Linked DNA regions of Mus musculus: region 1 is linked to region 2. Evidence: chromatin contacts called from ENCODE Hi-C or POLR2A ChIA-PET data. All regions are on one chromosome and are shown on one strand. Each heading gives the region's core, a stretch centred on a gene start or an enhancer-like site at or near the end of the contact. The rest is flanking DNA. Distances are from core to core; before and after follow the strand shown. Region 1 overlaps Htra1 (HtrA serine peptidase 1). Region 2 holds the start of Btbd16 (BTB (POZ) domain containing 16).

What was found. Hi-C counts contacts between places; a loop is a spot of excess contacts on that map. ChIA-PET counts read pairs that join two places held with the same protein, here RNA polymerase II (POLR2A).
Region 1: a loop to region 2 is called in a map of Patski, with 2.5 times the contacts of the local background. The contact joins the enhancer-like site here to the promoter of Btbd16 in region 2. A Hi-C loop is called at or near these places in 1 of 37 maps with a recorded cell type or tissue (Patski). POLR2A ChIA-PET finds 5 or more read pairs at or near these places in 1 of 5 experiments (embryonic stem cell).

What each region holds. Positions count from the first base shown.
Region 1 is chr7:130,981,125-130,987,225 of GRCm38, reverse strand. Htra1 (HtrA serine peptidase 1) reads right to left here. Exons shown (of 9, transcript NM_019564.3): 6 at 5,455-5,569; 7 at 4,932-4,989; 8 at 3,471-3,566; 9 at 1,568-2,263. The coding sequence ends at 2,095. Among named protein-coding and RNA genes, the nearest start is that of Dmbt1, 48 kb to the left of the region's middle. Within about 2 kb of position 4,630, at least 1 of the 3 ENCODE cell types and tissues checked has a DNase peak (open chromatin) inside an H3K27ac peak, as active enhancers do.
Region 2 is chr7:130,772,181-130,778,718 of GRCm38, reverse strand. Btbd16 (BTB (POZ) domain containing 16) reads right to left here and starts at 4,650. Exons shown (of 16, transcript NM_001081038.2): 1 at 4,349-4,650; 2 at 1,526-1,632. The coding sequence starts at 1,591.

The DNA.
Region 1 (6,101 bases), core at 3,381-5,880, 210 kb before region 2:
AGTATGGTCTACAGATTGAGTTCCGGGACAGCCAGAGGTACACGGAGAAAACCTGTCTTGAGAAACAAAACAAACAAACAAAAAGTACCATCAATAGTATCCGAGGCCAACATCAGAGGGCCACTTTGCTGTGAGCCATCTACCCAATATCCTCACCCATGTAATTGCAACAGCATCGATTTATGGCCTCTTTTGTTCTGTGACCATTAAGAGCTCAGATAAGCATGCCCATAATGGAACATGCCATTTGGGGCAACCCAAATCCAAGCTCCCAGGCTATGGTCACCCATATTTGGTACAGAGTAAACTACTCCTTTTGGACCAAGAGCTGTTCTACAGACAAGCTCATCCATTGAGACAGATTTGTCTGCCGGCACAAGGCCTGTCTCTGCCTTGAGAAAGGCTGACGGACCAAGTCCTGCGTGGGCTCAGAAAAGATGTCTCAAAGTAAACTGCAAACACCATAACTCAGGTCTGGGTGACCTTCCTTTACCCGCAACTTCCCCCCATCTCTTAGGACCTTTGAACTTGTTTCTCTCCCCAAGGTTTCTTCTCAATGAAAGTTCCTTTGAGCCAGTTAGTTTTTCTAAGTCGTTTACTACCCCTTTAAAAGTGCCTGCAGCCCCACCCCACCCCACCCCTCTGTCCTCTATGAAGAGGGCATTCACACTTCAAGCATCTGCATGCTTTCTTACAGCTACCAAGAACAGTATGCCATGTCCTTTCTTGATACTCAATACTTTGGCTAACGTCAGCAAAGACCCTGCTATCTGGCCTTCCACGGCCTCTCCAGGTAGAGAAATTAAACTCCTCTTTCCAGTGCCAGGACCATGTTGTTGATGTTGCTTATCCAATCTTTGACATCACCTCCCACACACATCACCATACTTCTCATGGGGTCCTACATCTAGATAGGTGTAGCTCAAGTTAAGGTCACACAATGATTTGCTTGAGTGTAGCTGTCTGGGGTCTTGTAAAGTTTTCCCAGAGAGAAAGAAACCCGAAGCTGTGCAGACTACACTTGTGGGAAGGCAGGCTGAAGGAGCTAGGTCCAAACTCTGAAGGATGGAGGGCTTGCTCTTATTTTAGACCCAGGATAAGTGAGTTTGCCTCAACCCTGTGCATTATGTGGATTTAGATCAGGCCATTCCTGTGTCCTAGTCTAAACTGGCTGTCTTTCAGGAGATCTGATTGACTACTAGGAGCCCAGAGAGCAGATAGCTTGCATCACTCCTGCTCTGGCTGTCCCCCATGCTTGGCCCACAGCAGGACAGATGCAAGGCCTTTTGGCACAGAGCAGAGGTCCAGGAAATCACTGTTGACGGATTGCATGATGTATGAGATCTACGCACACTCTCCTTACTTTGATGAGCTCCAGAGAAAAGCAGAACTGTCCATTCAGTGACCCAGGGTGGCCAAACAGGGTTGTATAACACAGGCAAAGCCCAGAGCGGGATTTTGAAGTAAGTCATAGGGCTGAGAACAATGTAGCTGAATAAGGAGTTCACCAACTTTAAGCCATTTCAAAATGACGACAGCCAGCTGATAAAAGAAGCACGCCAAAATCTACGTATGAAGAAGTATTTTAATAGCTGAAACTCAAAGTCACTGTACTCCGGGTTCCAGGATTCCTAAGAGGCATTTTTGGCCATCTCAGAAGCCAGGGTCACCCACCTGTGGTCTCGGGGCATCAAATTCCTCTGAGTGCCGACTCGGAGGAAAAGTGTAAACACGCCCAAGACCATGGCTGCGAGGACCTTCCTCTTGCCTACGCATCCGTCAACTGCATTAGTCAGACAACTTAGGCTAAGGGAAGGGACAAATGTTGACTGTGTAAGCAGGAACAGCCCAAGCTTGTAAGGAAAAGCACGCTGCATACATAGCATACAGAAGGCAGGACTTCTGCCTGTGCACCTGCAACATTACATTTGTTTTGCCCGCAAACTATCAAGAAGGATTCTGTCGGCAGGGGTGTTCCCTGAACAAGCAAAATGTTGGACAAAGGTCCCGGGTGTCCTGCGTCACCAGCTCAGTTCTCATGCGCCATCCCCTGGAGTCTTTGAGGGAAACATGAAGTCTGGCTCCTGCCTCTGCCTAGGGGTCGATTTCTTCAGGAATCACGGTAATCACAATGTCTTCATTGCCCCTGCGGACAACCATGTTCAGGGTGTTCTCCTTTTTGATGACATCGCTGACGTCATTGGCAGTGACCACAGACTGTCCGTTGATGCTGATGATGACGTCATTTTCCTTGAGCCCTCCGCTGAAACGCAAAGGGAAACACACTGTTAACCCTTTCCATTCCTCGCAGTCATGGAGAAAGGCACAGCTTAGAACCCAAAGGTCCAGAACAAATGGGGGCTATAGGAAATGGTGGTAAGACCTCGGACGGAAATGACTTCAAGCAGAGAAGATGGCATTTCCTGTCGAGATTATTTTTTAAGACCAAATCAATAATGTCCCTTGTAGAAATGCCTATGAAATCTGTGTGAACTATGATCAACTGTCCTCAGAGGGGACAAGGAAACACCAGATCCTATGACCACAGCCAATTTCCTCATGAATGGAACTGTAATTTAGAAAGCGATTCCTCCAGGAATGTTGGATGCCTCTATTCAGAGATGACTCCTCTGTGCTGTGGCTGGAACCTTAGTTCGTACGTGACAGGATCACTATGCTACCAAGGTCCGACTTGTTCTAATACAAGTCTACAGACTTTTTCCACAAAGGGCCAGATGGGAAACAGCTTAAGCTTCGCAGAGTATTTGGTCTCCGTGTCTTAGCTATTCAATTCTGCTGCAGCAGCATAAAAATTGCTCCAGACAAGATGTCATCTTGTCAGGGGACACAGCTGTGGTCTAATAAAACATGTGTGCGTATTTGCACTTCAGAGAATTTACAGTATCACAAAATAGTGTCATTTGGATGTTTTTCCCCAACCATAAAAATAATGCAAGAACTGATTTTTTTCTCAGCTCACAAAGAGGCATCAGGCCGGGTCTGACCGTAGGGCGTCACGTGCAGGTCTTTAGCACATTATTTCTCTCTAGATGTCAGGGGGTCCAGGAAACAAGCCGAAGTTCCAACTCAGCTGCTTCTACTGTTTTGATGTCATTGGGGTCAGTTTCCCTATAGGTGTTGGCATCTCCGACTTCACTAGTCACAAATACAGCTACAGAAGGCTCTGTGAAGGGACAATCTGCGCTATCAAGCTCTCTCTACAGCCAGGCTTCCTAAGGATTCCCAGCGAGCCCATTAGTGAGTGCTCCTCCTATATGGATGACCCCTGAGACGACCCAAGGGAAGAAGCATATTTCTGTGGACAAGCCCTGAGCCCAAGGCAGTCAGGAGCCCTGGCTGATAGGAAGTGAGGGCCCACATGGTCATCTGAGCCAGCACAAAGAGGACACTGCCCCCTGACCCACAAACCACGCAGTTATCAGGAAAAAGAGGGAGAACTCCACACTCACGCTTCTGCCGGGGTGTCAGGAATGACTTCAATGATATATGCCCCAGAGAGCACATCCGGGAAGTCTCGGTGACGGTCCTTCAGCTCTTTGGCTTTGCTGCTTGGGAGAAAACGTGCTTGTGTTAATATTAGCTTCCCACAATCTTCTCAGGCCAGCACTCAGCTTGAAGTCTTCTGATCCTACTTGACCATGACACATCTAGAGGCTTTGGCACAGCACAACATTTATATGGAGGTCTGAGGACCACCTCCAGTCCCTGCCTTGCACCTTGTTTGAGACAGGGTCTCGTTTGCTGCTGCATACACTAGGCTAGCTGGCCTGTGACAGGGAATCTCCTGTTTACCTCCCGTCTCCACAGAGAAAGCACTAGGAATATAGACGCCTACTTCTTTGCCTGGCTTTACACGGGTCCTGGGGATTTGAACTTAGATCCTCATACTAGCACAGTAAGCACTTTTCCCACTGAACCAGCTCCCTAGCCCCTGACTCTGCTTTAAAATGGCCTGCCTACCAGCATCAACAGGACTCCAAATAATAGTAAGGAACTACTTTAAGCAACAGCACAGGACTGCTGCTGTGGTTGGTTGTCACCACCACAGCTGAGCTGTACATGGCTATACAGTGGGCACACCTACACTGCTAACCTCATCCTGAAGGGGACGGTGCTGAGCACCCAGTAAGCTGAGATGTACAAGAGCTTAAGGGAACGACCCAGGAAGGTGACTCCATAGCCTAGCTTCCAAAGACAAGAGGTGTGACTTCCATCTCAGCATGCCATCCCATCCTTGGCAACACTAAGAAAAGCACCATTGTTCATAACCTGTGTGGAATGTCTTAATATTTTGACAATTGAATAAAACAGCGCTATCAACACATCCTCCTCTCGAATGACTCAGATATTCAGACTTGCTAGTCAATTCTGTTTCCTGTACTTCATGAAGGTACCCTCACCCCCACCCCCATCCACCCCGAACCTCTTCCGTATGTCATGAGCCTGGCAATCCCAAGCAGCAACTTCTGCACTCAGGAAAACAAGTCCATCAGTCATCAGTACCCTAAGGCAGGACCCACCCCTGCTTTCTTGCAGCCACACCCTCACACCAGTGTGCAGGGGAGTCCGGTGCTCCAGGCTGGGGCGGGCACTGGGGCGGGCAGTGAGGCATTCCTGGAATGTGAGTTTCAACAGAATAAGTGGAGAGAGGCAGGCACAAAAGTGTGCCTGCTAGTGAGCCTTCTGATGCTCAGGCCTGCCTTCAGGGAGGAGGGCGGAGTCTTGGGAGGGGTGGAATCAGACCTGCCAACACAAAGAGGCCCAAGGCCACACACCTCCCCTTCCCCAGTGTGATGACTGAAGGAAAGAAATAGTTTCTCTTCAAGAATGCCCACAAAGCCTTGTGAAGCCCAAGTGTACATACATACAGGTCATTTGTCTTTACAAAGTTATGTGTCCTGTTTACCCACCTAGATGTGAGCGACATCATTCGGATCCCAATATACTTCTTCTTGGTGACAGCTTTCCCTGGTGTGACAACAAAGGGACCAAGAAAGAGGGGGAAAAAAAAAAGTAAGTCAGCACAGTCCTCCGGAGTGTGGGGAGACAGGAGCCAGAGCTCTAAAGCTCCACCTTATAGCATGAGCCACGGGGAGGGAGGGGGGAAGGGGGGAAGGCACCCAAAAACTGTAGTTCAGTCCTGGCCTGGGTTCCAGATCTACAGTGAGGAATGTCTCTCACTTTAAAAAATACTCAAAACCTGTGGCATGACCCTGTGTGTGTTCTATGGGTGTCCGGAATGAGAATCCCTTTGTTCAACCACCACCACCACAACCACCACCGCCGCCACCACCGCCACCCTGGAAACATTTATTCTCAGCTTGAAAGGCCTGATCTTCACAACTGTCATCTTCCCTTCTCCCAATTCCTTAAGGGCAGCTATGCCTCTGGTGTAAACCTGCCAAGGTCTCCGGAATGCCCTGCTCTAGTTACCTTTGGCCTGTCGATCGTGGGACTCTGTCAAGAACTTTTTTATCTTATCGGATGGAATTGCGAAGGAGATGCCCGCCGTCACCTTCAAGGTGTTAATCCCAATCACCTCGCCATCCTGAAAAAGCAAGGGACACAGCTCACTAACTCCAGGAGGGTCAGAGGCTGGCACAGGCTGGAAGAGGGCAGAAAAATCTATAGGACGGGTGACTTGGAAATGTGTTGCCAGGTGTGGTGAGAGGCGTTAGGGCACCTGCATTCTGGAGTAGCTGAGATAGGATCACCGTGAGATCCTGGCAAGCCTGAGCTACAGTTTGAAGCCGAGTTTCAAAAACAGGTTGAGAGAAAGATGCTATCTTGACTGGTCATCCCAGGCTCTACCCACAAATGCGTACAATTAAAATAGTAATAAAAAAGAAGCGTGGGCCGGGAAGACGGCAACGTGGTTAAAGTGTCTGCCGTGCAAATAAAAGCACGTGTGTGTGTGTGTGTGTGTGTGTGTGTGTGTGTGTGTGTGTGTGTGTGTGGTGACCTGGCAGTAATTCCAGCCTCAGAGGTAGAGGCGAGATCCCCGAGAGAAAGCTGGCTGGAGCAGCCAGCTGTAGTAGCACCTAGCTCTGGATTCAACTGAGAGACCCTGCCTCACTGAC
Region 2 (6,538 bases), core at 3,401-5,900:
CTGGTGACTCGGACATCTAACGAGAAACACTCACCACAAGGGATCCATGTGAATGGAAGTCATAAGTCCTAAGCCATCCAGGTGGAGAGATGGGATCTGAGTTCAATCCCTATTGTTGTCACTTACTGACTGACAATTTTGGGGTAGTCACTTAACCTTCTGAGCCCCTCAGATATCATGCAAAATGGGAATCAGCATCAATGGGAATGGTGACAAAGATGAAGATAATGACTGTGGTGATAATTGCAAAGAGGATGGCGATAGTGGTTGGGGTCCATGTGCTGGTATGGTGATAGCTGTGATGATGATGATGGTGATGGTGCTGATGTCAGGTGTGCCAGTGGAAGGGATGCTGGTGATGATGTTGGTGATGACGGTTAAGGTGGTGTGTTAATAGTGATGGTAGTGATGGAGATGACAGAGACGGTGATGATGCTGTGATACTGGTAACGGTAGAGGTGGCAGTAACAATAATGCTGACAAAGATGATGGTTGTGATGATACCGCTCTGTTTTTTTTAGAGTTATTAAGAGGATAAAATCAAACCGTTTAGGAAGTTTGTCTTAGCCTGCTGCCTAGCTAGGTGACTGTAAGCTGTGGACTGAGTTTAGTTGTGGTCTTGAGGCATGAGCAAGGGTCAGCTCAGCCGTGGGGCTGCTCTCTGGTTTCTGAACAGTGCTGCCTAGACTCACTCTTCCCAGTAGACAGCCAGTCAAGCATGGGGCACTCAATGGTACATGCCCTGGCCATTATGAAAACATGGGAACCCCACTGTAACCGTGTGCTGTTTGCCTTCCCATGACCAGTGTGTGTGTGTGTGTGTGTGTGTGTGTGTGTGTGTTCAGAGGTTGACATTGGATATCTTTATCACCCTTTCATTTTTTGAATTAGGGCTCTCACTGAACACAGAGCTCATCAATTCAGCAAAAATAGCTGTATAGAAAGCCCCAGGATTCTCTAGGTTTTTTTTTCCACCCCCAACACTGAGGTGCTCCACCCACACTCAAGTTTTCTATGGATGCTGGGAGATTAAACTCAAGCCCTCAGTCTCGAATGGCAAAGCACTTTATTGACTGAGCCATAGGAATGAAAGCTTCCATAGAAAGACACGTCTATGAGGCTGATCAAGTGATTAGGATTTCAGTGACTATGGAATGTTGCAGGTCTCGAGCAAAATTATCTTGGGTTAGCTTCAGTATTCTCACAGGCCGTTCCTTGCCTGCCTCTGTGTCTGACACACCCTTGTGACTATCAGGTGAAACGATTTCCCAATATATTAACAGCCTAAAAACTCAAAATGTCATCAGTTAACATCCCATCTGTAGCAGAGATTTCCCACCGACACATCCGATAGTGATCTGTTAGTATACAATGCTACGGAGGCATTCTCTACCATGTTAGAGAATGGAACTCAGAGTAACCTAAATGTGCATTCCTGAGGCACGATCACTTATATTTGGCTCCAGAATAAACCATCCCTTCCCCAGCTTGAGTTGAGAACTGTGGTTTTTGCATGTATAACTACCTCTCTAGACCTGCTGTCACCGGCCTTCTTGCGAAAGGATCCACTTACTGAATTCAACATTTTCATGAATGACAGTGGAGATGACACAGCAGGACAGTGATGAGCACCTGGAAGACAAAGAGCTGAAGATGACACTTTCGTATGTCTCTAAAGCATCCCATCAGAATACTGTAGAGGAGGCTGACCTAAAGAGTTCGTAGTTTACCATAAAAGGAATCATGAGAAAGCCTCAAATGTGGGTCACGTGTCAAAGCCAGAGGATGGCTAAGTATTTGTTTGTTCTGTACTTGGATGTAGTGTCTCATACTACACAAGAGCTCTAGCCTGGGATGGATGGATGGATGGATGGATGGATGGATGGATGGATGGATGGATGGACAGACAGATAGATCAATCTATGCCATGATTTTGGAAGAGTAGCTTAGGTAGAGGAGCAAGAAGATATGCCTTCTCACATTATCGAGAGGATGAAGATCAATGTATGTCCTCAAGTAGGGTGAGCATGTATTCTTTATTTGGATCAGGAGACTGTATGGGTGGCTTTATCAGTTAGCCAGGGCTGGACAGGGATGTAGTGTCCAGTGGGATTATGATTACTGTGGCTTAAAGGCCAGGAGAGAGGGCTGGCGGGGCATCCATTTTCCTGCTGGATCTGAATGCAGTTAGGATGACTTGGTTATAAGCGACAGAAACCAATCTGATTAATGGTATGCCAAAAACAGTTAATAGGAAGAGGACGGTAGGACTGACTGAGAGATGCTGATGGGTGAGGACACCAGGAAAACCAGGACCCAATACAGGGACTGAGGTACAAGCACCAAGGGCTGTTTCTGTCAGAGGATGTCATGAGGATGAATCAGTTCCCTGCACTCCATCTCCAGGAGGTTTTGCTCAAGCACAGTCACCCCCACTACACTACACACCACATCACACTATACACACACACACACACACACACACACACACACACACACACAAAAACACAAACACTACACACCACACTAAATACACAAACACACACACACCACACACCACACTACACACCACACTAAATACACAAACATGCACACACATACACAATACACACCACACTACACACCACACCACACTAAATACACAAACACACACACACACTACACACCATACTACACTACACACCACACTAAATACACAAACACACACACACATACACTACACACCACACTACACACCATACCACACTAAATACACAAACACACACACACACACTACACACCACACCACACTAAATACACAAACACACACACACACACACACTACACACCACACCACACTAAATACACAAACACACACTACATACCACACTATACAGCACACACCACACACACACATCACACCACACTAAATACACAAACACACACACTACATACCACACTACACAGCACATACCACACACACACATCACACCACACTAAATACATAAACATACATACACACACACCACACTAAATACACAGACACACAGACACACACATACACACTATACACCACACTAAATACACAAACACACACACACATACACACTACATACCACACTAAATACACAAACACACACACATACACATAATACACCACACTAAATACATACATACACACACACACACACACATACACACTACACCACACTACACAACACACACATACACACACACACACGACCACACTACACAGCACACAAAACACATACACACCACTACACAGCACACATACACACACATACCACACACCACACTGCACATCTCACACACACACACACAGCACATAGCACACACACACCACACCACACAGCACATAGCACACACCACACACACACACACACACACACACACACACACACACACACACACTGCCCCCTCCACACACACATACTTTTGTTCATGGCTGGAATCATAGCTGCTTCTCTGACCTGTTTTTCACACAGAAGTCAGAGGGACCCTGCACCTCTCCAGCTAAAACCCTTGGCCAACTTTCCACATATGAGCTCTGCATCTTCATCGTGGCCCAGAAGCTTCTAAGGAGAGAGGAGTGGGTTCCAGGCAGACTTCATACAGAGCTGGTCAGCATATGAAGAAATGTTCCTGCCAGGGCCCTCCATAGAAAAAAAGGTCATTTCAGTTCAGAGGTGGCTGCCTAGCTCCTCTTTCTTTCTTTTCTTTCTTTCTTTCTTTCTTTCTTTCTTTCTTTCTTTCTTTCTTTCTTTCTTTCTTTCTTTCTTTCTTTCTTTCTTTCTTTCTTTCTTTCCTTCCTTCCTTCCTTTCTTTCCTTTCTTTCTTTCTTTCTTTCCTTTCTTTCTTTCTTTCCTTTCTTTCCTTTCTTTCTTTCTTTCTTTCCTTTCTTTCTTTCTTTCCTTTCTTCCTTTTTTTCTGAGACAGGGTTTCTCTATGTAGAGAAGAACTCACTTTGTAGACCAGGCTGGCCTCGAACTCAGAAATCCACCTGCCTCTGCCTCCCGAGTGCTGGGATTAAAGGCCTACGCCACCATGCCTGGCTCTAGCTCCTGTTTCTTTTACACAAGAGTCTTCCTGGCTGACCTTGAACCCCAGGAGTATCTTAGTAGCACTGAAATGTATTTTTATTTTTGTCTCACTGGGAGCTGTGCCCTCTGTGGGCTTTAGTTGTTGCTCCCTTGGTCCTCTGGTGAGGAAGCTGTCTGTGACCCTCCTTCAGCTCCCAGCCAGGAACCTCTGAAATGCCTCCTTGCCCTGGTGGAGCTATGTGCAAACAGCTCCCATCACTGGGTGACCCCTTGGTCTCGGCTGTGGATGAGGTACCAGTCCCACTTACAGTTCTGCAGTCCTGCTGCCCACGGGGACGGTCACAGAGGTTGAGAGTGAAGCAGAGGGGTGCTGGTTGCACTGGTCTCGGAACCAAGGGAGAGTTGGAGGCTGGGCACCTTCTGAGCCTGAATCTTGAACGCTCTCATGACACCTGGGGCTCACCCCTTCTCCTACGGCGATGCTTTGCTGGGGGAGCCTGCCTTTGGCTTCCTGGGGGTAGTTGTGGGTACCATGGCAACAGCAGTCAGATTCTAAGGACTTCCTGTTCCGGGTTCTGGTGTTATCTCAGCTTGAGGCTTCAGGCTTTCTGCTGAGGGGTGACAGGGCTATCAGAAAACAGTTTGTCACTAGCATAACCATGCCTGGCTGCCAAAATATTTTCGCAACAAAAGTAATTTGAATTCCATGTCCAAAATTAGCCTTAATTAATTCTACATTAATATTTTTTGTGTGTGTGTATCCCCTCCCCCATTCCTGTGCCTTATTGATAATGTGTCTTATTGATAACTGTGTCTCTTGATGTGGGAGAAAGTGGTGGGTAGTGTAGCCAGCCCTCTGACAGACATTAGGGTCTCAAAGTGCAAACCTGCAACTGGGCTATGTTCCTTTGCAGGGGAGCGAGCTACACACACACACTTGGAGAGCCTTTGCCGCACTTCCCATACCACCAGATACACACTGTCTGCTCTCCAACCTGGAGTCTGGTCTGTCGCTTCCCTCCTAGCCCAGTGCCACGATGATGGCGTGATAGTGTGTGTGGAAGGAGGTGCCTCAGCGAAAGCTCTGAAGTACAGGTCTGCCCTGTTACTTCTGCCCTTCCCTTTACCTCAGACTTCCCCTATGTAAACTTTCTCTCCAATAGAGGCTTAACACAGGATTTGAATTAAGGTGTTTGAAATACAAGAACCTGACCCTCCTGATATCATACCTGCCCTCTGGATACTATTTCTGGTACTACTGGGGCTACTGGCTAAAAGACAACCCCTGAGCGCCTCCTATTGGCCACACTGGGAAAGTGTCCCAGGGAGCCACAGTCCTTACCACCCCTGAGCCCAACATTTGACCTTGATTGTATTGATCCCTTTCTGAAGCCTTTGGTTTAGAAGCCTTCAGCTCCCCGCTAGATTGCGCCATGGATCGCTCCAGAGCTGAGCTGTAAGCCAAAGTCAAATGCACAGAAATGGAAACTTTCTTGAATCGCTGGAGTTAGCATGGACTTCATGTGGCCTTGGCCACAAGCAATGTCACAGGAAGTCTAGCTGCTTTCCCTGCAAGTTCTACCTGGTGGCATCCACTTGCTGGCGATGTTGTCCACCCACCCCTATGGGAGGGAAACAGAAGGGTGGGAGGCAGAGCCACCATGCCAGCCTTAGGCCAATGTTCAGGGGGCTGCTTTCTGCCCCACCTGGTGTGTTCTGGATCCTGAGGGACTGGCTTCTGACAGCACCTGCTTAGTCTCCCAGAGGGAGAAGGTGAGCAAGTTCCTACAGGGAACAGAGCAGCTCCTCTGATGGCGAGGCCGTGTGTGCATGCTCAGGCAAAGATACATTTCCAGAAATGTGCTGTGAGGCCACAGTGAGTACTGAGTGTGGTTGGCAAAGGACTTCCCCATATAGAGCCAGCTTATGAAGACAGAGAGGTGGCTGTTCATGTGAGTGAACACACACACACACACACACACACACACACACACACACACACACACACAACTAGACTGTGGAGAGGGAAGTGTAGCCCAGTCAAAACAGTAAATGAACCTCCAACCAGGCCATAAAAAAAGATAGATGAATTATCTCACAAGAAATGAAAAATAATCTTCTTGGAACGGGTTGTGGGCTGCAGACCTACACTCCCAACACTGGGAAGTTGAGGCAGGAGTTCAAGGTCACCCATGGTTATAGAGGAAGTTTGAGGCCAGTCTATTAAAACGAACAAGCAAACAAGTAAAAGAATCATACGGTAGCCCACTATGCCTCAGAAGAGCACAGATATCTGGTGTGGAACAGCCTGTAATATCAGAAGACAGGCTGAGACAGGAGGACTCTAAAGCACAGAAAAAGAAGGCCATGGCCATATTTGCCCATCCCTTCCCCTGTGGGGAAGGACTACCTCAGTCTCATACCTCTGTGTTGACACAGCCCCTCAGAGTTCCAAAGGAGAAGCCAAGGGACTGGAAACACACACGGCTCCGTCCCTC